Linked DNA regions of Homo sapiens: all the other regions are linked to region 3. A link is an interaction called in ENCODE POLR2A ChIA-PET data of the cell type or tissue named here. Cell type or tissue: HepG2. All regions are shown on one strand. Each heading gives the region's core, and the rest is flanking DNA. Links, peaks and the distances in the headings are about the cores only.

What was found. ChIA-PET counts read pairs that join two places held together with the same protein. Peaks named below come from ENCODE experiments on the same cell type or tissue, not always from the same donor. Only the 100,000 strongest peaks of a DNase experiment are listed, where the experiment ranks them.
Region 1: POLR2A ChIA-PET joins it to region 3 with 14 read pairs; 2 of 35 experiments call an interaction of 5 or more read pairs at or near these places.
Region 2: POLR2A ChIA-PET joins it to region 3 with 14 read pairs; 2 of 35 experiments call an interaction of 5 or more read pairs at or near these places.

What each region holds. Positions count from the first base shown.
Region 1 is chr2:158,188,573-158,199,483 of GRCh38, forward strand. All of the region lies in intron 11 of CCDC148 (coiled-coil domain containing 148), which reads right to left. The region is part of intron 3 of CCDC148-AS1 (CCDC148 antisense RNA 1); the gene reads left to right. Among named protein-coding and RNA genes, the nearest start is that of CCDC148-AS1, 27 kb to the left of the region's middle. RefSeq lists an enhancer at 2,804-2,963. In HepG2, for the core only: no CTCF peak of the experiment used is centred there; DNase peaks (open chromatin) are centred at 1,169, 2,719 and 3,209; H3K4me3 peaks cover 1,415 bases.
Region 2 is chr2:158,176,945-158,187,855 of GRCh38, forward strand. It overlaps CCDC148 (coiled-coil domain containing 148), which reads right to left. Exons shown (of 14, transcript NM_138803.4): 12 at 1,935-2,052. It overlaps CCDC148-AS1 (CCDC148 antisense RNA 1), which reads left to right. Exons shown (of 5, transcript NR_038850.1): 3 at 1,117-1,168. Among named protein-coding and RNA genes, the nearest start is that of CCDC148-AS1, 16 kb to the left of the region's middle. In HepG2, for the core only: no CTCF peak of the experiment used is centred there; a DNase peak (open chromatin) is centred at 8,187.
Region 3 is chr2:158,127,441-158,138,351 of GRCh38, forward strand. UPP2 (uridine phosphorylase 2) reads left to right here. Exons shown (of 7, transcript NM_173355.4): 7 at 7,308-8,714. The coding sequence ends at 7,450. Among named protein-coding and RNA genes, the nearest start is that of UPP2, 31 kb to the left of the region's middle. In HepG2, for the core only: no CTCF peak of the experiment used is centred there; DNase peaks (open chromatin) are centred at 3,671, 4,161 and 4,711; H3K4me3 peaks cover 1,244 bases.

The DNA of each region.
Region 1 (10,911 bases), core at 604-5,603, 59 kb after region 3:
ACCATATATAAAAATTAACTCAAGATGGATTAAAAGCTTAAGAATAAGAAATCAAACTATAAAACTCATAGAAGAAAATCTAGGAAATACTTTTCTATACATTGGCCTAGGCAAAGCATTTATGACTAAGTCTTCTAAAAATGCAACAAAAATAAAAATTGACAAGTAGGACCTAATTAAACTAAAGAGCTTCTGTGCAGCAAAAGAAACTCTCAACAGATTGAACAGACAACATACAGAATGGGAGAAAATATTTGCAAACCAAGCATCTGACAAGGGACTAATATCCAGAATCTATAAGGAACTTAAGTCAACAAGAAAAAGAAACAAATAAACCCATTAAGAAGTAGGCAAAGGACATCAACAGACACTTCTCAAAAGAAGACATGTAAGTGGCCAACAATTAATCACCAGAGAGATGCAATCATTAATCACCAGAGAGATGCAAAACAAAACCACAATGAGATACCATCTCACACAGGTCAGAATGGCTATAATTAAAAAGTAAAAAACAAAAATAACAGATGTTGACAAGGTTGAAGAGAAAGGGAACACTTATACATTGTTGGTAGGAATGTGTACTCAGTACACAGGTACTGAGTAAAGAGTCAGAAAGAGAGTGAGAGGAATCTGAAGATACCATTTGAGTCACTGAGGCAAGACTCATGCCCTGGATTCCCATTCTTGTAAATCAATTCATTCCCTTTTCTGCCTAAGCTAGTTTGAGTTAGGTTTTGTCAGTTGCTTCTGAAGATTCCTGACTAGCAGACACATCTTCTATGTGTAAGGAAATCTGTGTCTTTTTGTCCTCTATAACAAGAGGACATGTATCTAGCTGTTCCAAAGGGTAATCAGTTCTTTTCCCAAACTGATGGTCCATGGAATGTTAATTTCCCACAGGAAGTTAACACGTATACTATAAAAATGTGTTCAAGTAAGTTTGGGAAATACTAAGATAAACAAAGTAAAATAAATTTATTTATGGCAGGAGCTTTCAGAATATTTATGATAATATGGTGGAGTGCATTATGAATCTCTAAAAGGAGGACTTAGTGTGCTTATTGCTCAGTTATCTGATAACAGAAACCTTTCTCAATAGACCCAGTTTGGGAAATAATATTTACCTTTCCATAAGCAAGCAAGAATGGTCAAGTAAACAAACTGAATGGCATAGACACATAGACACTTCCTGCTTTGTATTATAGTTTCTGTTTTCATGTCTTGTCTACTAGACTGTATACTTCCTGAGTCTAGTGGCTATGACTTAATCTCCTGTGTATCCCCAAGAACTAGCAGAGTGCCTAAAACACAGAAGATATGCACCAATAAATGAAAGAAACATAGAATAAATGATGAGTGAAATTAAAAAGTGATGGAAAGCATTCTATTGAATATCCTAAGCTGTAGGTAAATAACAGGACACAGGAGTTGGCAAAATAAAAATGTAAGAATAAATTAAATATACATTATTCCTTTAAGCCTGTCTAATTAGTCAGTGAGTATGTCTTTGTAAGATATTTAATCATTTGAGAAGCTGGAAGAGAAATTGAATTACTGGAGAACAAATCTAGTGTCAGTTCCTTTTGAGAATAAGGAGCCATGAATGCTAAAAGCCAAACTGAGGCATGACATCCACGACCATGATACAGACTTGCTAGGATCATGATTTTGGAGGGACAGCACAGGCAGAAATAATGTTGGCTTTCAGAAATTATTTATCATGAACTGAAATTTAAAAGGCCACCCAGGCAGATCAGCATTTATTTGCCCAATTGCCTCTAATACATTCATTTATTCAGCACATTTATACAAAGTGCCATATATGTAAATGTATAACAATCATATTTCTGCAAAACAAACCAAAAACCCAGAGCAATTAGAAACACCTATCAAGTAGACAAAGGCAGAGCTTACATCTGGATTTTGAATACTTAGAGGCACCTGTCACTTGCCATCATATGAACTCACTAACAAAAGACATCTGCCATTTGATACTAATTGGGTAATTTGCACAGTGACTCTTGAACTCACAAATGGTTTATGGTAGATATAGTTTAACTCCACAATTAATATGTATTGCATTTAAAAAATCTTCATGAGGCCATATAATCATTTTAACAGTTGTGTAAGAAGGGAACTTTTGTTGAGGGTTTACCTCATAACATTGGAACCTTTCTTTAAATTCTTATGCTAATTTTGTTTGTAAAGCAAAATAATGCTTTTAAAAGTAAGAAAATGATAAGCATGGGTGATTAGTTTTATTGGAGAGGTTTTTTTCAGCTGAAAAATTCTCATAAGACACATAATTCCTGATGCCCAAGGTTTTCATAAATGTGTTTTCAGAATCACAAATACTAAAAGAGGCATTGCTTTAGTATTGAGCTTTAAAAAGACATGCTAATAAAATATACCACCGTGTTATCAAGTCATAATATTTCGGTCTAGTTCTATCTATTTTTAACTTCGGCTACTTATTGTGAGAACTGATTTTAATTGGTCCTCGTTTTTCTGGAGATAGACATCTGTATGATTATGATGATGGAACTGGGTTCCCTTCTTTAGCAGCACTGCTGAACCGAGAGGGCACTGAGACCACAAAAGAAACCACAGTCTTCTCCCTCAAACAAATGATTTAAGTAAATAAGATTAATAAAACATGGCTTCTCTAATGCTGTTTGAAAAATCCCCATTACATTCTCTTTCTTCCTTCCCAGATCTCTCAGAACTTCTGTAGAAAGCAAACATCAAAAGGACCAAAGGTTTTTGTAGTGATTCAGCCGCCCACAGCAAAGAAGTAAACCTTGATTTTCTTTCAGCCTAGGAAATGATCAGCGAAGAGGCTTCACAAACAGCCTCTTTAACATTTGAGGTTAAAAAAGAAAGTCAGTGGAGCAGAACAGTTATTTTCACAAACGCCTTCGGGGTTTTTTCTTCTACTTTTTAAGTAACCCTTCTAATCCCCCCAAGTAAAATATTTTCATTAGCTAAAGTTTTGGCTAGGCATTTTAAACATGCTTTAAAAAAACAAATGATAAAATATATTTATGTATTGGGTGTGACTTTTTCTAGTGCTTTTTTCCTTTGGCTTTCTCAAATGCTGATTTCCTCTGGCTATAGAGTTTCAACTAGCTTCTTTGGTGACTCTGCCAAGTCACACCTACCTTAGCAGTTTCCGTTTTGTCTCAGAATTCAGCTTTTGGAATTGAGCTCCGGAATCACTGTTCCTTTTTTTTCTTTGGAGACAGACAACTCTACAAAGCAGTTCACCCTAGAGTTCTGCCAAGTGAACCCTGGTGTTTGGATTTCAGGAGGAGAGCCCATCTCCAGTGCCTACTTGGGGAACTCTGTTACCTACCCTGTAGTTTTTTCAGGTGAGATGCCAAAGGTTATGTTCAAGAAAGGCAAAGAGAGAGAGATGTGTTGCTTTCATCAACACTCAGACAATAAAGTCAAAGATAGTAAAATTAATTAAATTAACAGGGAACCAACTTTACTGGAAAAGATAAAGCAATAAACTGGACAGAGATTCAGATGAACTTACAAATAATATGTAGATCACTGATAGCCCCCTCTTTTAAAGGAAACATGTATATATCTTCTCGCCAGCTTTATTCAAGTATGGACAGAAATAAACCTCAAGAAACCCTGTCTTTTCCCTTCCTACATTAAGCTAGAGATGTCCATATGGGTCTCTCTTTGGATATCTCTCTCAAAGGAAACAGAGAAATTGCTAGAGGAGGGTCGTGGGCCAGAGAATAAAACAGGCTTCCAACAACTCACGATTTGTAAACTTTAGTCGGATGTCTGGATTATAATTAAATCTAAAACTTGGAAAGCAGCTGGGGAAGGGTAGACAGGCTGAATGAGAAGTAGGGCAGGGTTTACTAAGCAAATCATGGTGTAGGAAAAACAGATAGCTAACTTTTATGAAATTTTATTTTAATAAAGTTTACAATGGCCAAGCGTTGGCCATCTAGACACAGCTAACAAAGGACACCAAGAGGTGGTTGTGTCTCTTTGTTCACATTCTACACAGAAAGAAAAGCAGCAGCAGGAGAGGCTCCTTAGGAAAAGAGCTCTCTCCCTTCATGAGAACTTCACAGTAACAGAGGTCAGGAAATAAACAGACCTGGCTCTCTCATGGGGCCTAACCATGACCCCAAACAGTAAACCCAAGGGAAAATTCCACTTAGTCCAAGTTAAGCTGACAAAGTGGTATCAATATTGCCCATTAAGGATAGGTTTATTTTCTCTGACCTAAGCTGCTTGGCAATCCCATGGTCTAAATAGAAAAAAAAAAAAGGCTATTTTATTTTCTCTAAAAGCAATAAGCTTATGTCCAAAAGATTATAATTTCTTAGAGATATTGTCAACCCTGTCAATATATGAAAGGCAACTCACATTTTCTCTCCAAGTGACTCAAATTTTAATCTTTATTATCCTTTCCCAGATGTCACAACTCCTCTCTGCCAGATTCCCCATTATTTCAAGAGACAAGAATATTCCTTAAGGCCTCCTTTTGAATATACATCTTTCTGATATCATGTCTCTGGTTTCCCTGAAGACTAACACATCAACAAATCTATCCTGTGCCTGGATTCTAGGCTTTGAAAATAATTGTATCAGTTTAGCCAGGCACAATCAACATTTCTGTCTTATGTGCATTCTTCAATTCCAGCAGAATGTCTTGTTTGCACCGCCCCAATTCTATGCATAAAAGTGTTGATGCAGAAATTGGCATAATTGTGAACAGAGACAAACCTTTCTGCAAATAAGACAACTGTCACTCATGGACCACAGGAAGACTCTATTCTGAGACTGCTCCAACATAACATCAGCTATGGAAGTCCTAGGAGGGTATGGCTTGTGGAGTAATACCCTGATTAGTGTGCACCAAAAGCTCACAGTATTTTTTTTTAAGCATCAAAAAGCCTTGCTCCTCTAGAAACGTTTAGCGCATTCAAGCCCACACACACTCAGATAGTAACGATAATCCTTTCTTTGTGGGATTTGGAAGAGCTACAAAGAATAAAAAAAGCCACAATATTTTGACAAAGTGATGCATTCTTCTCTAGGTATAGTTGATGGAAACTTTTGAACTTTCCCTGTTCAATTGATAAAACATTATAAATGCAAGAACATTGGAGTATATAAGGCTTTATAGGAATACAACAGATAAAGACACACACTTATTAGGTGTATATGAAGTACCTTATATTTTTAAAATAATCCATTTGCATAAAAATTTACAATTTTACATAAGGTATATCTCCTAATGCTATCCCTCCCCCCACCCCACAACAGGCCCCAGTGTGTGATGTTCCCCCTTCTGTGTCCCAATGTAAATGATGAGTTAATGGGTGCAGCACACCAACATGGCAGATGTATACATATGTAACAAACCTGCACGTTGTGCACATGTACCCTAGAACTTAAAGTATAATAAAAAAAAAAAATTTAAAAAAATTTACAGTTTAAAGGGTATTCTCTGATACATTATCAAGACATTTAGTATAAAAATAAGTTATTACTCAACTAACATTTAAACAGCATCATTCACTTTCTCCATTTCTGATTAAATGAGGAAGGGTGTTGGCAATTTTTTTAAAATTTAATAAAAATTTCTACCCTCCTGTTTCCAAGCAAGATTTGAACTGATATTTAGTATTAAACACAGGTAAAACAACAACATTAAAAATCAAAGACAAGACAAAACCAAGTAAAAGGAGTAGATATTTCCAAGCAATTGTAACAAGTTAATTGTCACAGTTGGGCCATGAATTTGCCTTTCACAGGCGTCAGCATTTGCTCACCAGATGGAACTACTGAAACTCTGTGCCTCTTTAACAGGGTGTTTCTAGACCTGTCTCACCAGCAGGGGCCCTGGATTAATTATACTGTTGTATTTCTCAGAAAGCGGTGAGTAGACCAACTGCACTGGAATCAAGGATGCCTATTTTTAAAATGAGGATTCCTGGGCCTGCCCTAGGCTCTCTGGAGGTAGGGTTCTGGAATTTGCATTTTCATATTACCCATCAGGTGATATTTTTGCTCTCTAAAGTTTGGAAACCACTACCTTCCTGGGAATGGTGTCCATTGCATGGGAACTATAGAAAACCCAGCAACAACGAGATAGAAAATTGTTATAGTGACCAGCCCCTTGGATATTGCTTTATGCTTTGTTATTTCTGCCCTGTGCAGGTAATATATTGAAATGCCTGGTCCACAGTTCACTTGATTTTTTATTTTGAATGGTCCCATGTGCTTGAACTCCTCTGACTATTATGTTATTCTCTTTCCAGCATCCCATCCCCCATCTGCTCATCCACACTTTTTTGGTTCCTGCCACAAGCCCCTGATAATTGTGCATGTCCCATAACCTGCTGGTTACTCCTGAGCTCACTTTGATAGTTCTGCATGTGCTACAGTCTCTGCTTGTCTCGCTGGGATCAATTCACTCCATGCTGGTCCTGGGTCCATCTGAGACCCTCCCTACCCCAGCTTCTAGCCATCAATGCCTACATATGGACCTACATTGGAGAAATTATCTGTTCTTTGTTCCTGAAAGATATTTCCAGTTCACTGGCTTTATTGGCTTATTCTGTGTATTTGAGGTATGTATCTTATGCTTTTCCCACTTTCTACACACTCTCAGACACAGTTAATTGCCCCTGCTCTTTTCCATTTCCCCCCATATATTCATTGGCTTATATTATTGTCTTATGATGTGCCTCTTACATTTGACAATTTCACATGAAGGCATATCCAACATCTGGCCTTTAAGTTTATGGTCCAAATTTCTACACTAAACTTATGAATGCTTCAGTCATATACTTGGGAATTCATCATCGTTTAACATTCATTTACCCCCAAGTAATTTTGTTTGTTCTTGTTCCCTGTGAAGTTTTGCGTTTTTGCTAAAAATTTACGATAATACTTCCTGCTCCTTCTCTGTGGAATTATTAAGGCTCCTGTCAAAAATATTTTCTCCATTTTTGAGAGGGACCCATTGTCCCTAGCTCAGAGCCTCCCTTTTTGGTCACAGACCACTCAGGAAATCATTTTTAAAAGAGCATGGACAGCACATTCTGGCAGTTTTCTATGGTTATGCTGCTTCCAAAGCAATCTGCATGAGTCTTCAGCAACCTGCAAGAAGACAAGATAGAAATATCACCTCCACATTCAGCTCCTTTAGTCTTCTACTCAAGACTTCAAAGTGTTCAGGATGCCTCCCACTTTTCTTCAAATTGATCATACAAGCCAGGACAAGTGCAGAGTGTCCAGTGGGCGCAGGAGGCTTAGGATCTCACTTCTGAATTTTGGAAAAGTTTATCAGGGGAGGCAGCACAGCAGATATAGCACATCAGGTCTGTAACACAGGCAATTCCATAGCAATCCATAGGGAATCACAATTAGCTCCTCATGGGACTTACTCACATGATTTCTTCCATCAGCTGGGGTGCCTGTAAACCCCAGTCATATGCCAGAGCCACTTCATACTAGCTGGAGGGACTGAGCCAATTGTTACATTTTGGGACCTTTGCAAGCTAGTCGTTAAACACAGGCATTATTAAATTATGTAAATTTACACAAAATCAATTATATTAAAAACAAAGGTAACAAATACTAAAAACTCACCACTTTTTAATTATTTTACTGTGTTTTACTATTATCTATGCTCTTGAGATAATTTATATCTACTAAATCTGTATGGCAGAAATAATATATGAGAGTATGCCACTGCACATCTCTTCCCATCTCTGTGTTCAGTAATATCAAGTTGGTAATTTGAAATAGGCTATGGTGGGATATTTACACCACAGAAATCAGCACGTGCTGAAAATCAGGATTTAACCAACCCTCTTCTCCTCCCCCCAGCCAGTTGTTAAATATGTCCAGTGCATTATTTGCTGTGAATCCAGCCCATTTAGTATTAAGATGGAAAGTGCAAAAGTACACCATGGTTATGGGTCAAATTTCCCATCTTTACTTAAAACTTTCTCACTGCCCCCAATCTGCTTTCCTTTCGATATGGTCCAACATGTCTCAAGCCAAGGCCTGTGGAAGCACAACCTATATCAAATAACTTACCTGAATAACGTTCACACTGGCCCTCCTTTTTAAAATCTTCAGAAATTCTTTCATATAAATTTTACGTCTACTTTTTCTCTGCTCAAAATCCCTGCTCTTTTACCTACATTGTCTCCTATACCCTACTCTGCACTTGTGTGTCTATGTGTTTATATCTGTGTGTTTATGTGTTCATATCTGTATGTACTAGATAGTAGCTGGGCAGTTACTTCTGATTGACTAACTTTAAATTAAAATATCTGTAATTTAAGCCCACCTTAGTATCTACTAAAACACTGGAAGGTGAGATCATTAACTGTCTTAGAATCAATACTTGAGTCCTTAAGAGGGAATTCAGGAGGTTAGCAAACATTATTAAAAGATCAGAAAATGGATTCAGGAAAATCTAAAGAAAGTAAGACTCTTTATGTGGCAATGATAAGGCTAATGGGGAACTGAAAGTGATCATGGAGAATGATTGGGAATTTTATACAGAGAAGTCTTTGTTCTCTGTTTCCACTCACAATAAGTCAGGACAGATTCAACTTACAGCACTTCATCGAAAGAACTGTAGAAGAATTCAATGAGAGAAAATTATCTGAAGGTTTTATTTCTCCTAAAGTTTTTTTTAATCAACATTTTAATCAATGATCCCACAGAAGCTGAATTTGAAGGTAGAGAGTCTAATTACGAAAAAGTCACTCAAAAATATAGTCAATGGAAGATGGGATGTCTGAGTTGTCCCCACAAACAGATATGGACTCTGGCTTTCTAATATCCTACAAAGTTCTAAGCTTAATTGAAGATCTTATTTACTAAGGTTACCCCAAGTAAAGTATGTGTATGGTTAAGGGATAAAGATATAAATACCTAAGACACATGATACCAAATCTAACCAAAGAAACATCCTGTCTAAAACCCCATTTCTGATAAAGTCACTGAAGTTATTTTGCTGGAGAGCATAAGAGAGCCTCTAATAAACAACTTCCCCTAATACTTCATGAGGTCCTTGTGTTTGTCTAATCTCATTTTGAACCAATTTATGTATTAACCTGCTATGCATAATTTATGTGCAACCTCCTGGTAATTACTTCCCTATTTTTTTATTGCCACTCTAATGATAGATACAGTTTCTATACAAGTTTCTTCCAGTATCCTGGAATTTGCTAAATCTCTGGGTATATATTATAATATTTTTGGAATAGAAAAGGTAAAAACCACTAAATGCATTCATTAACTGGTTAATGCAATTAATTCTAATGAATTAATCAATTAATTCTAATGAATTAATCAATTAATTCAAAAAGTCAGAATTAACCCTATTCAAGCTCTACAATATTTAAGGCTTCCAGGGACTTTTGTAATTTGGTCTCTACTTATCTATTTAATCTTTTCTCTCACCACAACCTTTGCCCAACCTACTCCAAACACTTCAACTATAGTAAATTACTAAATTACTTTCAGTTCCTCATGGAGATTTGGCAGGAGGACATTTCCTATTTCTGGAAGGCCTTTCCTTCTACTAAGAAAACACCTGACTCATCCCTGGCACCCCCTACCTGGTTTAAGTGCTACTTCCGTGTGTGTCCATAGCACTTTGTGCTTCCCTTCCCCAGGATATCTGAATATCTCACTTGGCCTTCAGGTTCTTGAAAACAGGGACAGTGTCATTTTTGTCCATCATTGTATCCCAAGGTAGTAGACACTCAATAATAATTATTAAATGTGTAAACCAAATAAGTTGGTGGATTTTAAATAATAGTATCACTGTGTTCTCAGACTAGAGGCCAGTGTATCAACTCTGCACCTTTGAAGTTGAAGTTGAAGAATGGCCCAACTTCATGGTCATTATATTCATTTTCTGAATCATGCCAGGAATCATGAAGTTTCCCAAATGCGAATTCATGATGATTTTACACACACGTCATTTCATGCCTTTGTTTTCTTTCCTAATGATGCCTGGGATTTCATTGGACTTTTTGGCTGATATCTTCAGAGAATACTTGAAATGGCTTCAAGGTCTTTTTTTTTCCAGGTCGGAAATAATTATTTGGAATTATCATCCTATAAGCACAGTTTGTAGGATAGAAAAATCAGAAACAGTGAACTGAGTTTAAATTTATCTTAAGTTAGATTCTGTATGTTACCAGCAGCACAAATTTTATCTCTTTGTCAAACAGAGCTGAAAAGCTATTGTAAAGTTCAAGAACATCTCCCCTAAGGAACAAAAGCAGAAGACTTCTGTTATGATGAGGGAAATCAAACAAACCTTGATTCTGAAACAGCTTTGTTCTCAGAAAGATGACTTTTTAAGGGAGGAGACCAAAACAAGAGTGAAAAACCAGAGGCAGGGACCTTGGGACCAGTAGAGATTAGTTAAGCATAAAGGGATCTGCTTGAAAGGTATGTATAGGCTTGATAGGGAGAACAGAAGAGTGTCATGGCAGCAAGGTATGAATTAAGAAAACATGTCTTGGTTTATAAGAGATTTTACTTGGTTTTATTCATCTGCTCTAAGGTGTATGATACTTTAAGCTTGGAAAGTAATTTTCTTATAGTTTTAATGAAGACATTTTGATATTGCTTTTTTAAATTTTAATTTTTATTTATATATTTTTTTGAGACAAAGTCTCATTCTGTTGCCCAGGCTAGAGGGTAGTGGCACCATCTCGGCTCACTGCAACCTCCGCCTCCCAGGTTCAAGTGATTCTCCTGCCTCGGCCTCCCAACTAGCTGGGATTATAGGCATCCGCCACCACCCCTGGCTAATTTTAGTATTTTCAGTAGAGACAGGGTTTCACCATGTTGGCCAGGCTGGTCTCAAACTCCTGACATCAGATG
Region 2 (10,911 bases), core at 5,069-10,068, 52 kb after region 3:
CTGATATGAAGTCACAGGAAATCTCATATAGAAAACCTTACATATTCAACCAACTTGAAAGTCACAGAAAGTAAAAAAAAATTCACTTTTTGACCATTAGCAATTTATGGTTATGGTAACAACCCCATGAAGTTTCCTAGGAAGTTTAACCTGATTGAACTGGATCTAGAGCATATAATTCTTGGGTCAAGTGTGTTGGCATTAGTGAACAAGGTGGGTGAATTTCCTTTGTACCAGGCAACTAGATTTCCAGGGACTGCTATAAACCATTGTCCTCCTTCTACTGAAAAATTGCAAAGTCATTTTAACCCAAATGCCCTTGTCTTTTATAATTCAAACCTGCATCTTAATGAAAAGAAGTCACTAATTTTGTAAATGATATGCACCATTAGTAACACCTGCCTATTAATTCTGAAAGTCAAGAATTAGCATGAAGAAAATGGCATTCTTAATGCCATTTAAAGACTGTAATAAAATAACTGAGGGTTGAACATGCTTTAATTATTTTAGGTTTGCTAGCTAAAATAGCTTACATCACAGTTCTAAATACTGATTATAGATAAGAGATAACAGCTATTTCCTCTTTCAAAGCATTCACAGATGGAAAGAATTCTAATCATATAGACTGTAGTTATCAAAGTTATGTTTTGAACAAGAATGTGTTCAGTAATAGTGACATTAAGTCTTGTACCCAGAAGGCCATGATATATAAGTTGAATAACTAAAATTTTGTAGGATCCAGGATTACCAGGACTTACATTCCTATGCTTTAAATTTATCTTTATAATCTTTTTTTATCAAAGAAGATGATGATATAATAGTCGTATGCATTTATGCCACATCTATACCATCTCATTTAGCTAGACTTCCTTGGTTTGAATCAGTATAACATTTACTAGCTGTGTGACTTTGAAGAAAGCACCTAACCTCGGTGTCTCCTCTGTTTCCTCTCCTATAAAATGGGGATATTAATATTGCCCACGTCATAAAGTTGTTGTAGAAATTGAAGTAATACCTAACAGCATTTAGAAGAGGGCTTTACACTTAGTAAATAATAAATTTGAACTCACATTATTGCAAACCTATCAGACAGATCCTATTATTCCCATTTTTCAGATGAAGAAATAAAGCTTACGGAGGTTAAGTAAATGACCTGTTTCCAGTGCCGGTGAGTACACAACCAGCTTGTACCAGGTTGGAAGGACACCAGAGGCCAAGTTCTTATCCATGATTCTGTGTTCCCTCCAGCAACACAGGAGGGAAACCAAGTAGTCCTTTCCTATTAGCTGGGAAACGGTGTCAATGAAGATTTTAGAGATTTTGAGTTGAAACAACCCCTTCAAGTTCAAAACTCTGAAAAACTACCAAGTAAAACTATCACATTTCCTAAGTTCTTAAATTCTCACCCTTGCCATCTACCATCCATTTTCATCTACTTTTGCTTACTTTCACTAGGCAAAGTGATAGGAGGCTTTTATTTCTCCACAAAATAGGTATTTTCTAAAAAACTGTTTTTAACACATTTGTTGACTGTGGGATGTTTCCAAAGGGAGGCTCCTATGCCAAAGAAGATTATCTTGCTCGAACTCCACCAGGTTTTTTGAGGACAGTAAAATTCGTAGACTAGATGTAGAGCCTCACTGTTGTAAATGGATACTATCCAGCTAATAAACTCTAGGTGATATAGATATAGTTAAATCTTGGGAGAGCTTTTTAAAAGGTGATGATAAAGTTCTTTCAATACACTGAGAAACTGGAAATGGTTCAATATAATCTAATTGCTCCCAGGAATGAACAGCAGTATCCCCATTTGGAAAAGTTAAATTTTATATAGCAGATGTCATGAACTAAGCCCCAGTAAGAATGCTATTAAGAGCACTTAGAAACATTTTTTTTAAAAAAACCACCCATGAAAATTTCCAAATGAAAAACACCTGTTTCCTAAGGGCTTCTAGCCGCCGTGCTCTCTCTTTGTCTTCATGAGCTTCTTGAAGGGCCACTTCCTTTTTCTCCATCAAACGCCTTTCCAATAATTCTTGTCTATATTTAACCCTTTAAAAATAACACAGAAGGAAGTTGTGGAAGCATCATAATAATATTGGAGATTGTACAGAAAACAGCATAGGGGCAGAACACATCTCAGAGGTAACAGCACTGTCACATTTTTTTTTTTACTGATTTCTCAAGTCCAAATCAATAAAAGACACTCATATAAAATGCAATTTTTTTTTTTTTTTTTTTTTTTGAGACACAGTCTTGGCTTGAGTGCAGAGGCACGATCTTGGCTCACTGCAACCTCTGCCTCCTGGGTCCAAGCAATTCTCCTGTCTCAGCCTCCCGAGTAGCTGGGATTACAGGTACCCGCCACCATGCCCAGCTAATTTTTGTATTTTTAGTAGAGACGGAGTTTCACCATGTTGGCCAGGATGGTCTCAATCTCCTGACCTCGTGATCCGCCTGCCTTGGCCACCCAAAGTGCTGAGATTACAGGAATTCATAGTAATTCTAATAACAACCAGAGAAATACAGGAAAGCGTGGGAGTAAAATTCAGTTCATCTCATTCCTCATTGAAATCACTTTATTAACTCTCAGAGTACCCACTGGCTGCCATGGCTCTGGCTAACCTGCCCTGAGAGGTGACTGGCTCACTTTCAAGTGAGCTATTATAGTGGTCTCCCAATGAGAAGCTTTAGCACACCTTGGGTTGTTAGAAAGTTTACATTACTGATTAAATATACAAATTTTTAGAAGGAAAAGTAAAATAAGCTACTATAATAATATGTCTAAATTATTTTACTTACTAGAACTTAAACTTTACATATATTGTCATCTACATTCTCACTTTCTGAGTAGGTGCGTATGTGTGTTAAGCAACTTTTAAAATTGCACTTTGACATCTGTAGATGGCAGCAAAAACATGACTTTCCCTTAGCATTCTATTTCCAACCCCCTTAAAATCATCGGCTATTAAAATATGGCCCACTTAAATACCAGCTTAAAGCCCTGAGCTCCTTGGCCCTCCTCTGCTGCCTTTTTTGGGCAGCCTCCCTTGCCATCTCCTTGCCCAAGCTATACTTCTACTGAATTATAGAGATGGAATTCATCCTTTCAAAAGAGTAGGCACCTGGGTTCTCAGGGGAGTATTAGCTCTCCACCTCTGCCTTTCATCATTGAAAGATTTAGCTTTCTCTGTGGCATCAGTCACAAATGTCCTTTACCCTTAGTGTGCACACCTGCATTTTCCAAGGTGGAGACACCTTCACTAGACCTTTTACATTCTGGATTCTGGTATTTACTGCGTGTTCACCCTGCATCAGGTCTTGTGCTAAGTGCTTTATATGTTTTAGGTCATTTAGACCTCACAACAATCACATGCTGGGTTGCCATTTTTTAATTCCATTTTATGGATATAAAGAAATAGAAGCATAGACATGTGATCTTAAGAGACGTACAAATAAGAGCCACTGAGAATTTGGAGAAAGGTGAGATGACCAATCACTGCACTGTGGGAGGGGCTGGCTAAACTTAGCAAGAGCTTCACGGAGGAGGCAGTATCTGAGCAGGGTCTTGAGGATTAGGATTCCAGGCAGAGACAGCAAGTGCAGGGCTGGCATCTGAGAGTGGCCCTCACTTGCCTTGACCTAGTCATGGAGGCCACGAGAGGGGAAGAGCTCAGGGTGGCAAGAACAGAACAAGTGAATGATGAGTGACAGAGAAGCCCAGGCAAGTACTGGTGGCTGAGGCTGCAGCCACAGGGTTCCCTTAGGAAGACATGCTCCTGGGGAGGAATACCCCAGAAACAGGTTGCTCATGAGTCTGTCATGAAAGGAGAGACACAGGAGAGGAAAGGAGGGAAGCACACAGTGGATCCTTGTGGAATACAAAACCCAGAATGAGATTTAGAAGGAAAATCCTAACCTCCTTTGATGGCCATGAGTGTTCTTGCCAAAATCAGGAGTCAATATAGTCAAGACACATAGATTAAAGAGCCCACAAACCAGAATGCTCCCTTTCTCTCACGCCTCCATGTCATGGAAAGCTCTATTTCTCATTCTCTCCACTTTCACTAAGGCATGACATGACACAACCTCCCTAATGAGGTTCTACTCAATTTAAGCACTGAGTACAAGCTAAGTGAACTACTGTGAAGGTTCAATTAAAAAATACCCTGGGATTTGACAATTACCATATGCTAATTCTCAGAACCTTTGGAAAGTTTCTCTTCCTTTGGGATATATAGGTTGCTTTGTCTGCAACAAAGTTTTTGTCTGTTTTGTGGAAAAGTAATAGTTGTTACAGTCAGGGGAGCTTGACTAGTGAGGAAGAAATTGCAAATGAGAGAAAGGCATTTGTACTTGTGTGGTAGAGAAGGCTGACTCATCATTTACTTTGAGGCTTATTCATTTATTTAACAGGTATTTGTTGAGCACCTGCCATGCATCAAGGGCTGTGTTAGGCACTGGTGATACAACGTCAACATGGGAGACATGCTCCTGTCCTCGAAGAACTGACAATCCAATGTAGATACAAAGACCCAGGCAATTATGATACAGGGCAGCTTGTGCTCTGATGGGACAATGGGGCAGAGACCATGGGAAAGACAGCTTTCCCAGACTTGGGGCTTTTAGGGCAGTATCTATAATAGGAGGAAGTACTCTGAATTTAAGATCCAAAGAAGGAGCAGGAATGCACCAGGAGGGGAGAGAATAGAAAGAATGATTCAGACAAAAAAGTAGCATTTGAAGGCCCAGAGGTGAGAGTGAGCAGGTATGTCTTAAAAGACATTCAGAATAACCAAAAATGAGCAAAATAAGGTGCAGAGGGCCAAGAACTGAAGCTAGAGAAGCAAGAGGGGCTGGACTGTGGGGGTTTTGAAAGCATGAGAGGTTTTGATCAGGGAGAAGTATCTGCTGTGATATGCAGGATGGGTTGTTGGGAGGCAAGACTAGAGATGAGCAATCCAGATGGGAATGGAAGGCCTCCTGATCTAGGATGGGGGAAGAGTACTCATAGGAGGTTGGGAAAAGATAGGGATTTAAAGGACATGTAGAAAATAAAAATCAACAGAAAGTTTTCATTTATTTTATGGGAGAGGGAAAGAGATAGAGGAAATTTTCTCTTACACAGTGAACAGGGGTGTTCCTCCCTAAGACTGGGAACTCACATGAGAAACAGGGAGGTGAAAGAATTAAGTTCAGTTTGAACACAGACCTGTCTTCACAAGATCTGGGCTGGAGAAATACATGGGGAGTCTTTACCAGTAGAACGGAATTGAAGCCACAAGGCAGATGCCACCATCTAGAAAAAGAGTGTAGAGTAAGAAGAGAGGTAGGCCTGGGATTGATTCCTAAGGAAACAACACTTAGGAAAGGGAAAGAAGGAGAGGAAACCATTTAGGGAAGTGAGGAGGATAAGTGGTCCTAAGATGTTAGGGAAAATGGGGTCAACAACATCAAATGCTACAGAAAGATCAATTCTAGTGCAAAATAATGATTGGGTTAAACAACAGGGAGTCATTGGTGACCTTGGTGAGAACATCCCACAGAGGTGGATGAGGTGAGGTAAGGCAGTAAGAGAGGGCATGGAGACAAACAAGTCCTGCAGCAAAACTGATGCAAATGGAGAGGCGAGAGACAAGGCGGAGCTGGAGGGTGCACAGAGCCGACCACAGTTGCATTGGCTCCAAAGTGATGATCAAGGTTACTCTGACTGCCTGAAGGATTGGCCATGAAAAAATTTCAGGACTTAGGAGACACACTCAAATTCTTCATTTTTACAGATGCTATGGTTTAAACTCAATAATACTTCACTTAAAAAAGGAGAAACTCTTGGTGCTTCTTCTACTCTGGATAGAAAATTTTCTTTGCCTAAAGAGAAGTGATGCAGAAAAACTCCTGGGAGGAAGCCAAATACTCACATATTCATGGGGAAAGAAAATAGCAACACAGTAAAGTCAATCATTTGGAAATTTTTCCACATAAATACTTTTAGCCACTTGAGGTAGCAGATTTTCTCCAAATTAAACTGTTGCTATGAAAGTCAATGTCAGGAAGTGGCTAAACTCAATAGTTTTTAAGTTGTGCACTGAATTCCCAAACAGAAACCGTCTTGGGTTCATTTCTCAGTCTATTATATGCTCCCTGAGTCTACAAAGGTTGAAAGTGCTGCAAAAGAGGCATTTTCGACTTCTCTTGGGGGAGGAGAAGCATCATATTGTTCAAAAGCAACAGCTGCTGCAGAATCCGGCACAGCACTAACAATAATCTGGAAAGGATTTTATTTAAGCCTCCAGGCCTGAGTGTAGTTGAAGGGACAGTATGCTTTCATGTAGAAATGGAGAATTTATGTATCATTTATGAGACATTTTAATGTGTGCACAGCACTCTAAGAAATGAGTATACAAATGCAAATGTTTGGAAACACCTTGATCCGTAGTAACAGCTTCCCTGGGCTTCACTGAAACTTCAGTGAGAACCGGGCAAAATGATAAGTACCAAATCTTGATCTCCCTTTTATCTGGAGTCACAGCTAACTTTCCTCTCAAAAGAAGCTACAGCCACCAAGGGGGAAAAAGACTTCTGACAAATGGTCAATAGTGGCAAGTTCTACAATTTAAAACAAACAAAGAAACAAACAAAAAACTTAAGCAATAAAATGGAGCATAAAGACGTATCTTCATTAGGGTCTCTAACTAGTATGGAACTCCCCCTACCACCTAACATTTCAGGCAAGTAATTTGCCCTACTGAATTAAAGGCAGTTTATAATCAAACTTGCTACTTAGTGTTTAAGTCATGTGGCTTAGTCAATATGCAACAAGAAATCTTTAAACAGGCATGTGCTGGAGGTGCTACTATCAGGTGTTTCAGTGGCAGCATCACGGGGAACCTGTTTCTGCCTGTTGGGAAATTCATTTTTGGCTCAGATTTTACTCAGGAGGTTGTTCTTCCTACTAAGCAGAGGGGACCCCTTCATTAACTACAGGTCACCCCAACAGGGAAGAATGTGCAGATCAAAGCAGGCAGGCCAGGTGCCAACACGTTTCAAGTGGAGGGGAGAAGTCTGCCCAAAGAAAAGAATGGAAATTGCACAGGAAGACATTCACATTGAAAGGCATCACTCCTCTAACCACACGGGCTGGGAGTCTCCACTCAGTGGGGATTCTGGCTAAGGGCATAAGCAAAGACCAATTTCTGCAAACAGGAATGTGAATCCTGACACAAGACACTGACATCCTGGTACAGATTGGCATGAGGCAAGAACAAAGAAAACTCACAGGGTCTCTGCAGAATCAGAAAAGATGAACCCTTGCCAGCCCCAAACAGAGACCATTGTTCAGCTCAGAGAGCTTCCTGGTTCCTTTGTGAAGCTATTGGAACCCCATCTTTTAATTGATTAATTAGTTAAATTAGTCAACATAGAGTTACTTAAGCACCTACTATGTGTCAAGCACTGTTCTAGGTGCTCAGGTTATAATAGTGGGGGGAAATAAAACAGAGGAAAGAAGTCCCTACTCTGTTGAGTTTACATAATTTGTGGTCTGTTATGTATAAGCATGCCTAAATGAACACTGTAGTAAAATCACAAAATTGTTCTTAATAGTTTTTGAATTTATTCATAAACTTCCAAATTACAGAGCCCCTTTTCAGATTGCTACAGAATCATGGTTCTCAATCACTGAAACTTGTAAAATGACTTGCAATGCCAAGGCCTCGCTCCAGAATAATTACATCAGAATCTAGTAGTCAGGCCCAAGTACTGTATTTTGTTGAAAGTTCCACTAGATGATTCTAATGAGCAGCCTGGGATGAGAACCAATGCTACATAGCTTAGTCATTCTCAAATGAGCGTACATCAAAATCACCTGTGTGACTGGTTAAACCTCAGACTTCTGGGCCAGCTCCAAAGTTTCTGATTCAGTAGTTGTCAAGCGGAGCCCCCAAATCTGCATTTCTGACAAGTTTCCAGGTGATGCTGATTGTGCTGGTCTGGGGACCACACTTTGAGAACTACAGCATAGATAAATATACAGATTAAAAGGACTTTACCTGACTATTGTTATCAAGACAAAACCAGTTACAAGTTACTACCTAGACAGGGCTTATTTCTGTTTGCCTGTGCTAAACATTGCAGTTATATGCCTCAGGACTGTTCCAAACTAGAAATTCTTGCTTGGTATTATTGACATTCCAGAGCAGGACCTTTCAACCCCATTCTTTCCCAGCCCCTATGGCCCTGACACACATGGATGACAGGTTCTCTCAGAGACCAGAGCCTTCTCAGGCTTGGATAAGTGCTGGTGATGGGCAGTTGCAATAATGGCTATTACTGAACCTCTTTCTTTCCCTCTGATGGACAAAACACTGGTGTATCCTGATGACAGCTGAAAACCTCAGGCTACTGGCCGATATTTAAAGGGTCTATTCAGTAAAATCAAAGGAAGAGGAAATAACTCGAAGGCGTCTCAGCCTTTAAATAGAGATATGAACCACCTTCTTTGAGAATTATTTCGGCAGCTCCAAGGGTTGGATATCTTATCACAATGGAAGCAAAAATCCATAAATAAGAGCACATTTTCCTGTTGATTTTAATCAGTTCTAAGCCTGCTGTTTGAGTTCAGGTGAGCTGGAAGTGAGAGATACAAACAAGGACTTCAATCTGGGAGTCCCATGTTGAAAGGAGGACAAGCTGTGAAGAGAGAGACACTGGAAGAGTGTTGCAAATATCATATTAGCTCATTCCCCAAACTAATCCAAAAAACTATTTCTGCCACAACTTATTTATTCTTCTTTTTCTGAACCATTCCTCTTTCTACCTGACCTTCTGTAATCCTTTTATATCTTTACATATCTTCAACATTTTCCTCAACTACTCCTTTCCAATAACATTCCAAATGGGGCTCATTGTTTATAGAGAATTTAAAAATAATAAACGGACAAAAACCTTTTTAAAAAATCACCATGCCCCAATAGTTTAAATAATGTTAGTGATAAAATACTTCCTCCACTGGAACACTCAGCCACACCTGACCCCATTCTCAGTCGCTGCTTTCAATGATTTGCCTTAATTGAAAACCAGTGCTTCCCAGGTGCCACTACTTTTATTGCAACCTCTTAAAATAGAGGGTACCTGCAGAGAGGAGGCTGAGTTTTTCTGGCTCCTCAGTGACAATTCCAGAAAGTTGTACACATTGACTTTGGGATGATACCATCCTGTCTGTTCTATGGTTCTTGGAATTAACTACTGACTGGCTGGGTCAGTGTCCAATATTTACTCAACTCTGCCCACACAGTCTCTTGATTTCCAGCACCATTAACTCCATCCCTACTTCAGCAAACTTTTCCTTAGACTGAACTTAGAATTGTCATCACCTAGAACTGTTCCCCTGCCAACACCTTGAACTGAGGATTCCCGTTATATGCCTCCAGGTCTGGGGTCATGGCATAGACTTAGAAAGGCTGTATGCTGCACAAGTCTAGGAAGCGTCATTCACATGGATTGCCTGTCACCCTTCTGACACTGTCACCCATTTAACCTTACTCAATCTGTGACTTGAGCTTAGCAAGATTTCCATTGTTCAACAATATTTATTAGCTTAAATTAATAACCAACCACCTTCCACGGTTCTTTTTCCTCTACATATAAATTTATTCAAATCGGGTAGAGGGATGTATCTCTCAACTCTGCCTCCCTTTTCAGATACCGTCTTTTTTTCTTTCATTCCTTTTACTGCAAAATTTCTTAACTGAGGAAGCCATACATTCTGTCTCCAGCTCTTCACTTCTCATTTATTAACTTAAATACCATTGAACAATGGAAATCTTGCTAGGTCCCAGGTTAGGCCTTCCCTCCTGAAATTTTTTTTCTAGTTTTGCCTTTTCTCCCAGGCTACAAGAACCAGTCAGGCTTTATCTCATTCTCTCCCCAGCTTTGGAGCCCTGGGTCTATCTCTTCAAAGGCATTGTCAACAGCATCCTTTAATTATCTTGCCTTTTCTTTCTCATCTACCCTGCCAATATCCAACTCTAATTCTTTGTTGAAATTATTATGTACTAATGAAGTTGATCCTTAACTGGACATTCAACACTGCTCCAGAATTATTTATTCTCTCCCCAGCTGCTTGATGTTCTCCTTGAATTTCTACATCATGGCTAACTCTCCCTCTTAGTGGAGAACCTCACCTGCTCCACTGAAAAGAGCATTCATTTCCTCAATATGCTTTGCCGCTTCCAACCTTGTCAAAACTCATCTTCATCCATCCTTTGCTCCTTAAATCTGGGCTCCTAATCCTATAAATCTAGTTGCTGCTAGGATCTTGCTCCAGAAGTGAACTTCTTTCTTTCTTAATTCTTCAGTCTCTCTCTCTCTCTAACCAACCACCTTCCATGGTTCTCTTTCCTCTACGTACAAACTTATTCAAATGGGGTGGAGGGATGTATCTCTCAACTCTGGCTCCCTTTTCAGACACCATCTTTTTTTCTTTCATTCTTTTTACTGGAAAATTTCTTAACTGAGGAAGCCATACTTTCTGTCTCCAGCTCTTCACTTCTCATTTAGTCCAAACCATCCTGCAGTCTGGCCTCTGTCCACTCCACTCTATGGAAACTACTTTCCCCAATAACACCAGTGACTCAAAATTGCAAACTCAGAGCCGTCTTTCAGAGCTCCTTCAATGTGACCTGTCTGCAATGCCTGGTACTGATGATACCTTCTTCTTGGAATGTGCTTCCTATCTCTTGCACTGCTTTCTCTTCATTCCTTTTACCAGCTTCTCCTCGTCTGTCTACCCAAAGTTCCAACATGAATCCTCTTCTTTTCTCAATTTAAAAACTACTTCTGAGAAATCTGACTTCAACTACAATCAGTGCACAAATATCTGCAGCCTCCACCTCCCTCAAAGTCCCAGATCCT
Region 3 (10,911 bases), core at 2,283-7,282:
TTACTGAACGAGTGAGTGAATGAAAAAAAAAAGGGCCACTAGACTCTTTTTGACTATGGAAAATGGCCATTGCAAACTTTAACCTTTATTCCCCAGCCATATAAGTGGCTTAGAATTGTCTAAAGGACTTAGGAGTATCTCCTAACTGTCCACAAAGGGGGAAATAAAGCCTTAAAGTCAAGCCTCCCTTTGCTCTAAGGTCTATACAAATATTTATTTTGCTAGATCTACAACCTCTGGGTCTGTCAACATTTGATAGGTGGACAAACTACCTATAATAAGGCCACTGACACCCAGAAGTCACTGTTGCTATCCTGATCTCATTATTTTAGAAAAGAGAGTTGGGAATCCAATGCTGTTTTAACAAAGATTCAGGTGAAGGGAAATAGTGGAATTCACCCAATTATTCCAAAGCTAAATTTTCAGCATAATGTAAACCTGTTCAATGGAAGCACTGTGCAATGCTCAATAAATGCATTCTCCTATCACTTTATAATATGCACATATCTGTGTCTCTCTTAAAGCAAAATCTACTTTAATTAAGCCCCAAACATTCTGATGAAAGATGATAATCCTCTTGTACTGTGAACTTGTGGTAAGTATGTTTAACTTGTATTCGTGTTTTAAAGACAGTGCTGCCTTTTGACACAGGCTTGCCTGACAATATATGAAGCCTAATATTTGTCTACGCTTAGGTTCTGCTTAAATCCTCTTCTATGTCTAGTTGTTTGCAGCACTCACAGTGGCTTTTCTTTAAAGAATTCAGTGTTATTTCCTTGGACAGACACTGGTAACTTAGGGAAATATTTAGTCTTTATAATATTACCTTAGTACAGTTCAATGAGAGGGAGCAGAATCTTGACTTTAATTCCATGTTTATATTCTTCTGCTGTTCCCAACAATGAAGGATATTGGACTCTGAGAACTGCATGAGGATCATTGATAAAGGTAAAAAGATACCACAAGGATTAAAGGTTATAATCAGTTTGGAGCTAGAGTATTTCTTAACCCTAAAATGGAGATAAATCCAGATTTTGAAAAATCTTTAGGCCAGGGTACAAGGAGACCAATTGCAGGGCTCTTCACCTTTACAAGAGAAAAACTTCATTCTGTATGTATTCTACATGACTGTAGCTCAGGGAGGTTAAATAACTTTCCCACCTTCTCAGAGCTGGGAAACAGGTGAGCTGGACTTTGAACCCAGCTTGGCTGACTCAGGCAGCTTTGCACCCTGCCTGCCATTTCTTGCCAGCAGCCTCCGTGTGGACACAACATGTTCATAGTCTCTGGACGGAAGAGCCAAAATGTGCACCACTAAAAGTCAATGCAGATTTTTCCATTTTAAGTGTGGTGAGCAGATAGTTGCACCACTGCCACAAGCAAACCCTAAGGGCTGAGCACATACCAATTGACTTAGTGATGGGATCAAATAAAACATTAAGCAGATACTTATTTTATAGTATGCAGAGCCCTCATTTTGCCAAGAAAATCAGTCATTGTAGCTGGAAAATCAGGTATAAATGGTATATAATTCACTTATTACTTTTACAGGGACAAGATTTTTACAAAGGTGTCTTTTTGCTTTTTCACATATTTTAATCAAGGTCAGTGTCTATAGTTTTGTTTGATTCATTTTAATTCCACCCTCCTAGCCTCTATTCTACTCTTCCCTTCCCACTGCCAACAACTCACACATTAGGGATCATTTAGCGCCATTGATTCCACCCTGTCTGTGGTTGTCATTATTTGTGGCCCTCCTCTCCCCTGCTATGACCCCAGGGAGGCTATCTGGATTCCCCTGGTGAGCCTCTCACCCCCACCTCCAGTAAGTACACAAGGCTCCATCGTCTACCTATCCTGTAGCATCTCTGGTTAACGGTCCCACATCTGGCAGAAGCTCAAGTCCTCGAGATTACATCTGGACCTCCTGGAGAAGACAGCAGGTTTTTGAACGAACCAAATCATGTGAGGCATGTAAGCTGAGGATGTGGACTTGCAAGAAGCCTTTGAGATCTAACCTGCTCCTTGCTCAGAGGATGAAATGAGGTCTAGAGAGTGTAATTGACCTGCCTGAGGAAACAGACTAAAACAGAGATGAATTAGAATAGACATCTCCTGTCTCCTGATCACCACTCTCTCCACTATTCCATAAGGTGCAAAAAAGTAATATATTCATCTATCGAAAGATGACCTGTACTGCCTCTATTTAAAAAAGCATTTGTGGCAGCTTTCAATGAAAGAGGAATGCATAATAATATAATTTAAACAGAGGTAAAAAAAAAAATAGGAGGCATTTATTTAAGGAAATAGATAGGAAGGTTTTTTTTTGTTTGTTTTTTTTTTGAGACAAGGTCTCTGTCTGTAACTCAGATTGGAACACAGTGGTATGACCACAGCTCACTGCAGCCTCCACCTCTTGGGCTAAAGCCATCTTCCCACCTCAGCCTCCAGAGTAGCTGGGACCACAGGTTCATACAACCACGAATTTGTGTGTGTATGGGTTTTTATTGTTGTGGTTGTTGTTGTTTTTGCAAAGTCGAGGTCTCACTTTGTTGCTCAGGCTGTCTTGAACTCCTAGGGTTCAAGCAATCCTCGTGCCTCACCCTCCCAAAATGCTGGAATTACAGGCATGAGCCACTGTGTCTGGCTAGAAGTTCTCAGTATTAAAGAGGCCACCCAGGAGTACAATACTTAATTTAAACACTTAGATTGAGCTCTGAGTTTCCTGGAAGCCAAGCTGTAAACAAAAACACTGCATTTGGGAGGCCGAGATGGGCAAATCACGAAGTCAGGAGATCGAGACCATCCTGGCTAACATGGTGAAACCTCGTCTCTACTACAAATACGAAAAAAACCAAAAATTAGCCGGTCATGGTGGTGGGCATCTGTAGTCCCAGCTACTCGGGAGGCTGAGGGAGGAGAATGGCGTGAACCCAGGAGGCAGAGCTTGCAGTGAGCTGAGATTGCACCACTGCACTCCAGCCTGGGTGACAGAGCAAGAATCCGTCTCAAAAAAAAAAACAAAAAAAAAAAACCACTGTGCATTATACAGCCACCATTAGCTAGTAAAAACATTTGCGGTTTGTCACAAAATCTTGATCCAAATGTTAAACTTAAATGAAATTATCAGCTATATTATAATGGGCAGTGTCGTTGATAGCACCTTTATAAAAGGTATGGGACAATTCTTCATAGGTATAATGAATTGGTTCTAATTCAGCATTGTTTGGGCACCCAAAGAACTGGGGTCCAGGTATGTATATTTGTGGTAATGATGATTCAAAGATAGAGTTTAAAGTCTTTGAAGCAGTCATTTTCAAATATTAATGTAAAAATAATTTAACTGGGAAGATGTTTTCATGCAGATTCACTGCGCTTTCCCAACACCCATCCCCAATTGTGATTTAGTATGTCTGGAATAAAGCCTAAGTATCTCTGATTCTGATGCAAGAGGCCAGTGGAGCACATTTTGAGAAACATGACTCTAGAAGAACAAATTGTTTCTATGTCTCTTACCATTGACCAGCCCCTTTGAATACAAATTTTCCCCACCTTGTTTTTAATAAGCAGCCAATAGCCTGAGATTAATGTTTCAGCGGAGATACAGGAAGTGCAAAGACTCTGGGTTGTTGATTAAAAAACATTTCCTGTGCTTTACATACCAGGCATATAGGGAGCAAAGGTAGTGTTTGCTTAATAAACTCAAACCCTTGAGGAGCAATGGGGGAGGGTATGAACATAACCAGGAAGAGGTAGAAGAAAGGCCAGGCTGGGAACTCCAAAGCTAATCTTTGCTGCTTTTCCTTTTTCCAAAGACCAGCCCTGTTTGACTTCTGCTGTGCAATGGGCATTTGTGCCCAGCCCTGCTATCTTTGCCCACTGTTCATGGGAAAACCTTGTTGAAAGTTCATTCTGAATCAGAGAGGTGGGGTTAAAGTGGTGGTCCATAGGGGTGCGTGGATTCCTAAGGATTCATGAGTGAATTTTCAGGGGCCCTGGGACCCCTGAAGTTATACACAAATATTTTGTGTGTATTGGCAGATGTGTATTTTTGTGTGAAAAGAGGTTCCAATTAGGACTTTCATCAGATTTTCAAAGCAGCCATAAATGTTCCCAAAGGGTTGACAATTACTGGGCAGTCCTAGTTCAGCTCAGGGTGCATCCAAGCTCCATGTTCAGGTCTGTGTGTTCCCAGAACATTCTAGCCTCAGGTCAGTTCACTGACAATCTCCTTGGTGGCAGCTGGGTCACTAAGTATCTCTTCCTCCCCAGCAGCCACCCTCCCTGCCTAATCTGAGGATTTTGCTAGCAAAGCTGTCAGGCTTAATTTCAGCAAATTGTTTTGGGTAATTAGTCCCTTTTAATTGCTCATGGAAATAGTAATTTTAAGTGACAAGATTATTATATGCTGCTCGCTAGTGGATTCTCCAGGGTCAAGAAAACACCACTGAGATTGCTATAACCTGTTCTTTTCTATCTTTGGCATTCCCCTTGAAATCCAGAAAAGACATTTAGTAAAGTCGGTTCCCACTCTGTAAAAAGTATAGAGCACTGGTTTCCTTTTATCCTTCTGCCAAAGTGAAGGATTAGAGAAGGACTTTCAACTTTTCTGTGCGACTGCCAGCCCATGTCAGGCTTCACAGATTTGCTGATCATTAACTTGAAAAGCTGTGGGAAGTTTCTAGCTCTTCCATTTGCTTGTTTACCTGTACAGCCAAGTTGCTTTACAACTGACTGAGTTTTGAATAAATAGGGTCCTAGGTGATGAAATATTTGCCGCAGCTCAAGTTGAATATTTTCATTGCTTTTCACGTCACTGAACAAGAGGGTCAGTCTGACCGATGGGTCAGTATAACCGATAGGGCAGGATTGCCTAATGGTTCACCATGTGCTAGCTCAGGGGAGGAGTGGATGGAAGGTAGAGAACTCTTCTCTCATCAGTTTAGGAAGCTAGGAGTTGATTGGCTCTGACCAGCTGTGTAATACTGGGCCATTTGGTTGATCATTCTAAGCCCTCATTTAATCATCTGTCGAAAGAGGACAAAAATAATCCTAGCTCAAGGAATAGCTGTAAAGGATTAAGTGATATCATAAATGCTTGGCATGTAGCAATAACTAAGTCAAACAAAAAAGATACATGGATTGGAGAAATGTGGAGAAACGCATGGAGAAAACATTTCTAAACTGATACATCTGATAAGAGGTAATACACAGAACATACAAGGAACTCAAACAACTCAATAGCAAGAAAACAAATTAAGAAATGGGCAAAGGATCTGAATAGGTTCTAAAAGAAGACATACAAAAGGCCAACAGATATATTAAAAAAAACACTCAACCTCACTAGTCATCAGGGAAATGCAAATTAAAACAATGGCGAGGTGTCGCTTCACACCTGCTAGAATGGCCATAATCAAAAAAGACGAAAGATAAAAAGTGTTGGCAGGATGTGGAGAAAAGAGAACCCTTGAATACTGTTGATGGGAATGTAAATTAGTACATCAATTATGAAAAACAGTATGGTGGTTCTTCAAAAAACTAAGAATTCCCATATAAGCTAGCAATCCCACCTCTGGTACATATCTGAAGGAACTGGTATCAGTGTGCTGTAAACAGACATCTGCTCTCCCAAGTTTGTTGCAGCATTATTCACAACAGCCAAGATATGGAATCAACCAAGTGTCCATCAACAGATGAATAGACTTTTAAAATGTGGTATATATACACAATGAAATACTACTTAGCCTTTAAAAAGAAGGAAATTCTCTCATTTGCAACAACATGGATGAATTTGGAGGCCATTTTGTTAAGTGAAATAAGCCAGGCACAGATAGACAAATACTGTATGATTTTACTTATATGTGGAATCTAGAAAAATCAAACTCATGGAAGTAGAGAGTAGAATGGTGGTTACCAGAGTATAGGGGAGCAGGATGGGGAACGGAGAGAAACTGGTCGAAGGGTGCAAAATTTCAGTTACAAGGAGGATTAAGCTCGAGAGATCTATTGCATAGCATAGTGATGAGAGTTTGTAATAACGTATAGTGAAAAATCTTTAAGAGAGTAGATTTTAATTGTTTTCACCATAAAAATGCAAGTATAAGAGATGATAGATATGTGAATTAGGCTAATTTAATCATTTCACAATGTATACATATATCAAAACATCACATTGTACCTCATAATTATATATAATTACTATTTGTCATTTAAAAATAAAGATAGCATGTACTATTATAATTACAGTATACTACTTCTTCCCAAATCTAGATCTTACAAAGAAGTCTGGAGTAGCAGAGAGGTCAAAGAAATAAACACTACCCTCATGCCCAACTCTCTCCATGCCTTCCAAGTTTGTTAATACAGACACATCCAATCCAATCACATATGTACTGAAATCCTTTTTTAAATGATGCAGATTCAGATGGAGATTATTACACCGTTAGCAATTCAAAGTGGCTAACACTGATTTCAATGTGGGTAACCACATTCCTTGAAATCAAAGATTTGATATGAAACTGACAATAAAGAATTCATATGGAACTCAATTTTTCTTGCTGATGAAACCAAAGACATTGCCCTTGTGACAACTTTTCAAAAATAAGAGTTTCATTTTTTAAAAAAGACTTTTGTTTTTTTTCCTCCAGTTTCCTATAAGATTTCATTCTCATTCTTTAGAAATCAAATGCTAATACATTTCCTCTTTCATGGTGCTGCTTCTTACATTTAAGCATTTCATATCATGTTTTTTCCTCTCAAATTTCATGAGAGCCAGTACTCACGTTTATTGGTATTTCCTGAGGTCAGCGTTCTATATCTCTTCTGTATTTACTTTTTTCTTCAGCAAGGGCTGCAATGCAGCAGGCAAACTCAACCATTGCACCAAGGAGAAAAATGTCACCTTGGGAATTACGGCTAGTTCTCCAGTTATATCCTCCCGTAAAAGACCCTCCTCTAAGAACTGGAAATAGGATAGAAAGCAGGAGATGGCATATCTCAGATTGCAAAGCTTTCTCCTTTATCTTGAACATGATGCTTTCCTGAGCCTTAATCTAGTCAATTGTGGAGGAAAAGAGGAAGGAGGAGTGTTCACAACAATTTTAGTTAACTTATTTAAATGAAGTGTTTGGTGGGATTCCACAAAAATATTGAAGACCAGAAGGTTCAGTAGGTTGCATCTACATTACAACAACAACAACAAAAATACACAAAAGTACATGTGCTAGGGATGCTGGTGTGTTTGGCTAATGCTTCTATAGAAAAGATGAACCCATTCATTCCATCAGTTGTGCTAATTGCTCTTCTAGCTGCTGTGGTCTGTGTGACACTTCTCGACAGACTCGACTGTGATCAGATCAACTTGCCTCATGATGTCCTGGTGGAGTACCAGCAACGGCCTCAGCTCCTAATCTCCAACTTCATCAGACGGCGGCTTGGACTTTGTGACTAGACGTCCTAACTGGGCAGCCCAACCCTCCCCTGCAAGTTTGTAGCTCAAGTTGTAATGTGAAAGTCATATTTTATTTGTGGCATTTTTATATAGTTCTCATCCACATGCTAAATGGAAAGACTTTATGAAATCCTTCTCTCTTAAAAAGGAATTTATTGTAAAAGAATACTCACACTAAATTAAATTCAAATTTCATTTTAGAATAAGTTAACTAAATCAGTCTAATAATTAAAATTTTAAAACTCCTGGATTATGACATTTGGAGTTTCATATGCAGCATTAATTAAGCTCACATCAAAATAGACCAGCCATTTGCACATAGTTACCAGTCACTCTGTTTCTGAAACCAATCCAGAAATTCATGTTAGAACATTGTCAGGCACTTCTAGGTATTGGACAAGTGACAGAAACTGATCATCCATATTCAAAATATTTACAGAAAAAAGTGTCAGTGAAATGTAGGTCTATATGGAAAAGTTACCATTAGGAAAATATGGCCATACTGCTTTTTTACCCCTGCACTATTTCAGTGCACCACAGAATAGGATTCGAGATTTACATATGCCTGTTTGTGATTTTATCTCAGAATATAACAACTCTGGATTACATTTTCCTCTCAACTGAAAACCCTCAGTAATGCAAAGAAAGGCCTTCCTTTTTCTTCAGAATCACAAGTGACTAAATTGCCTTCTAGCCATTTTTTCTTGTAAAAAAAGTGTTTTGAGGAGGCTGTATTTTTTATTCCATTTCAATATTAACCAAATAGGCTGAGAAATTCATAGCAATTGAATTAAGACTTGAGTTCAAGATGTTAAAGGAATCCTTTTGTATGACTTGTCCAGACCGGCCTATTGCCCTACCCGTTTGATTCTCTGGGAGGCATGGTGCTCCTCCTGGCTGCACATGCTCTCTGTGAACTGATCGCATCTTGGGTTCTTCTCAATTTGACATACTTGGGAGTCGGAATGACTGGATGGGGGATGGGTAGAGGATGACTGGCACACTTGTATAGTATGTAATGTTGTGTACATATTATTTATATGGTTGTGGCTCAAATAAAGTTTAATTCCAACACAGTACAGATTATTTGGATCCCAGAGCCATTGTCACACATGACCGAATGGAGGCTTGGGGCAGGAAATAGGTCCTAGGCCGGTTGAGTCTGAATTGGCCTGCTCCTGGGTGGGGAATGTCTTTCTCTTTCAAGCAATGACAATAAACAAGAGGTATTTATCATCACCAATAAACAATCCCCCAAGAGGTACATTGGTTTGTGAACTTCTTTTTGGCACTAGAGACACTTTAAGTGCCATTTTTAGGGTATCTCAATAATTGACCATCAAATTCAAAGATCAGAGCTAAAAGCAAGCTAGAATAGCATTGCCGTCATTTTCTGATGGGATTTTTACTTTGTTTCATATTTTTTTAGACCATGTAGTGAAAACCACCTCAGAGAGGCTTCAGTTTGAACTTTTATCTGCCTGCTCCTGGACAATCTTTTTTTTTTTTTTTTTACACGGAGAAGGAGAGGCTATGAGAGGGAGAAGAATGAAATAATTACAGTTAATCTTCTCTTCAACTCCTGCAAGGAGTGTGTGCGCACAGGTGCATGCATGCATGCATTTATGTCTGTGTCTTCCTCACTGGTATTTTCTATCTCAGTAAACCATATCACTTGCACAAGCCAGAAACCTGGGAAACCCCTGTGATGATTCTTTCTCCTTAATTTCCACAGCCAGTCAATCACTAAGTCTTATTAATTGATCCTCCTAAATATTTCCCCAGTCTGTTCATTTCCTTCCATCTTTTTGGCACCCATCCTAGTCCAGGCCACCATGATCTCTCCTCCAGGTCACTGAGGAAGCCTCACTCCTGATCACCCTGCCTCCATTCTTGAAGTTTGATTGGGTTATTTTCCTGCTTCAAAGCCTTCACATTGGTCTTAGAATGAAGACCAAAGCCCTCTGTGCAGCTTAGGCATTCCTGACTGGGCCCAGCTTGGTAGCCCAGCTCACCTCACCCACTTCTTCCCCTTGTGTCTGCCCTCCAGGCACATCACCCTTGGTCCTTCAGTCTTACCCAAGGCACAAATTCACAAAGGCACAATCCCTTGGGAAGGACTGCCAACAGATCCATCCAATGGGGGTGCTTAGCTGCGGGGACAAGTGGGACTGAGATCCACCCTGTCCAGCTAGCTGTGAGACCTGGACAGGGTGAATCTCAGTCCACCCTGAGCCACAGTGACTGAGAGGGGCCTTTTCCTGATTTATACAATGGTGTTATATGGGATAGTGGGAACTCTTAGTGCCAATGTCCCTTCCCATTTCAGAGCCTTTTGCTGTCTACTCTCCCTGAAGGGCCCTCGCTTAACTCATGCTCATGGTTTAAATCTCAACTCAGAGATCCCTTCCCTTAGAAAGTCTTTCTAATCCTCAAACCAGATTCCTTCCATGCTCACCTGTAGTCCCCCTCCAGAGCCCCCTCGACTACTTCTTCAAAGTATGCAGCTTGCAACTATGTCATGATTGGGGTCATTATTTAATTAATGCCTACTGTCTACACTATAAGGTTCTGGAGAACAAAGACTGCACATATTTTATTTGCTTCTATCGCTTCAAGCACCTAAAACAGTACCAGACACATACTAGGCACTCAATAAATACTTGTCAAGTGAAGAATGAATCCTTTTCATAGCATTTCCCTTGTAAACTCTCACTATAATCTCACAATCTTTGCAAGACTCATACTTTCCTTATTCAGTCCTGGTCAGCACAGCTCTCCCTGGCTGTTCCTCCCACTACATCTCACTCTGTGGGGAGGAAAGTCCTCTGTACCATCAGTGTATATCTGTGGCAGTGTCTAGAACCTCTTGTTTTCTCACATACACACAGCTTTCCCCTCTGTCAAAACCAAGCCCCAAATTCACCTCCTTTGGGGAGGTCTCCAACTTCAATTTTCCCTCAAGTCATCACTTCTTCCCTCCTTCCTTTAGAACTAGATTTGCACTGGGAAGACAGGAATTTGTTCTCATGCAGATGCCGTATTGAGAACATTTATCCTTTTTCATGTTCCTGGGCTGTCTTCATTTGGGAGGCTCACATTTCCTTTGTACTCTTAGCGTGTCATAGAGTTTTGTTCTCTACAGGTATCTTCTGACTGCTTACCTATGCACACTCTAGGTCTGGGCACCGGCTTTTTACCTCACCTGTAACAAGCTTCTCTACTCATTCTTTCTTGCCCTCTTTGAACACCCTTCAAGAAGCAGATTGGCCTGCAAAAACCCTCTTCTTGTCATTTCTATGTATATTTGTGTACATTTTTTGTATGTTTCTTCCTTTGTTCATTCATTCATTATAAATATATATTCCTCCTTCTTCCCCAGTAGAATCTGAGACAGCTTACAAGGTTGAATAATAGCACATCGAGATAGTATAAGATAGAACTAACTGGGCAAGAAAAGG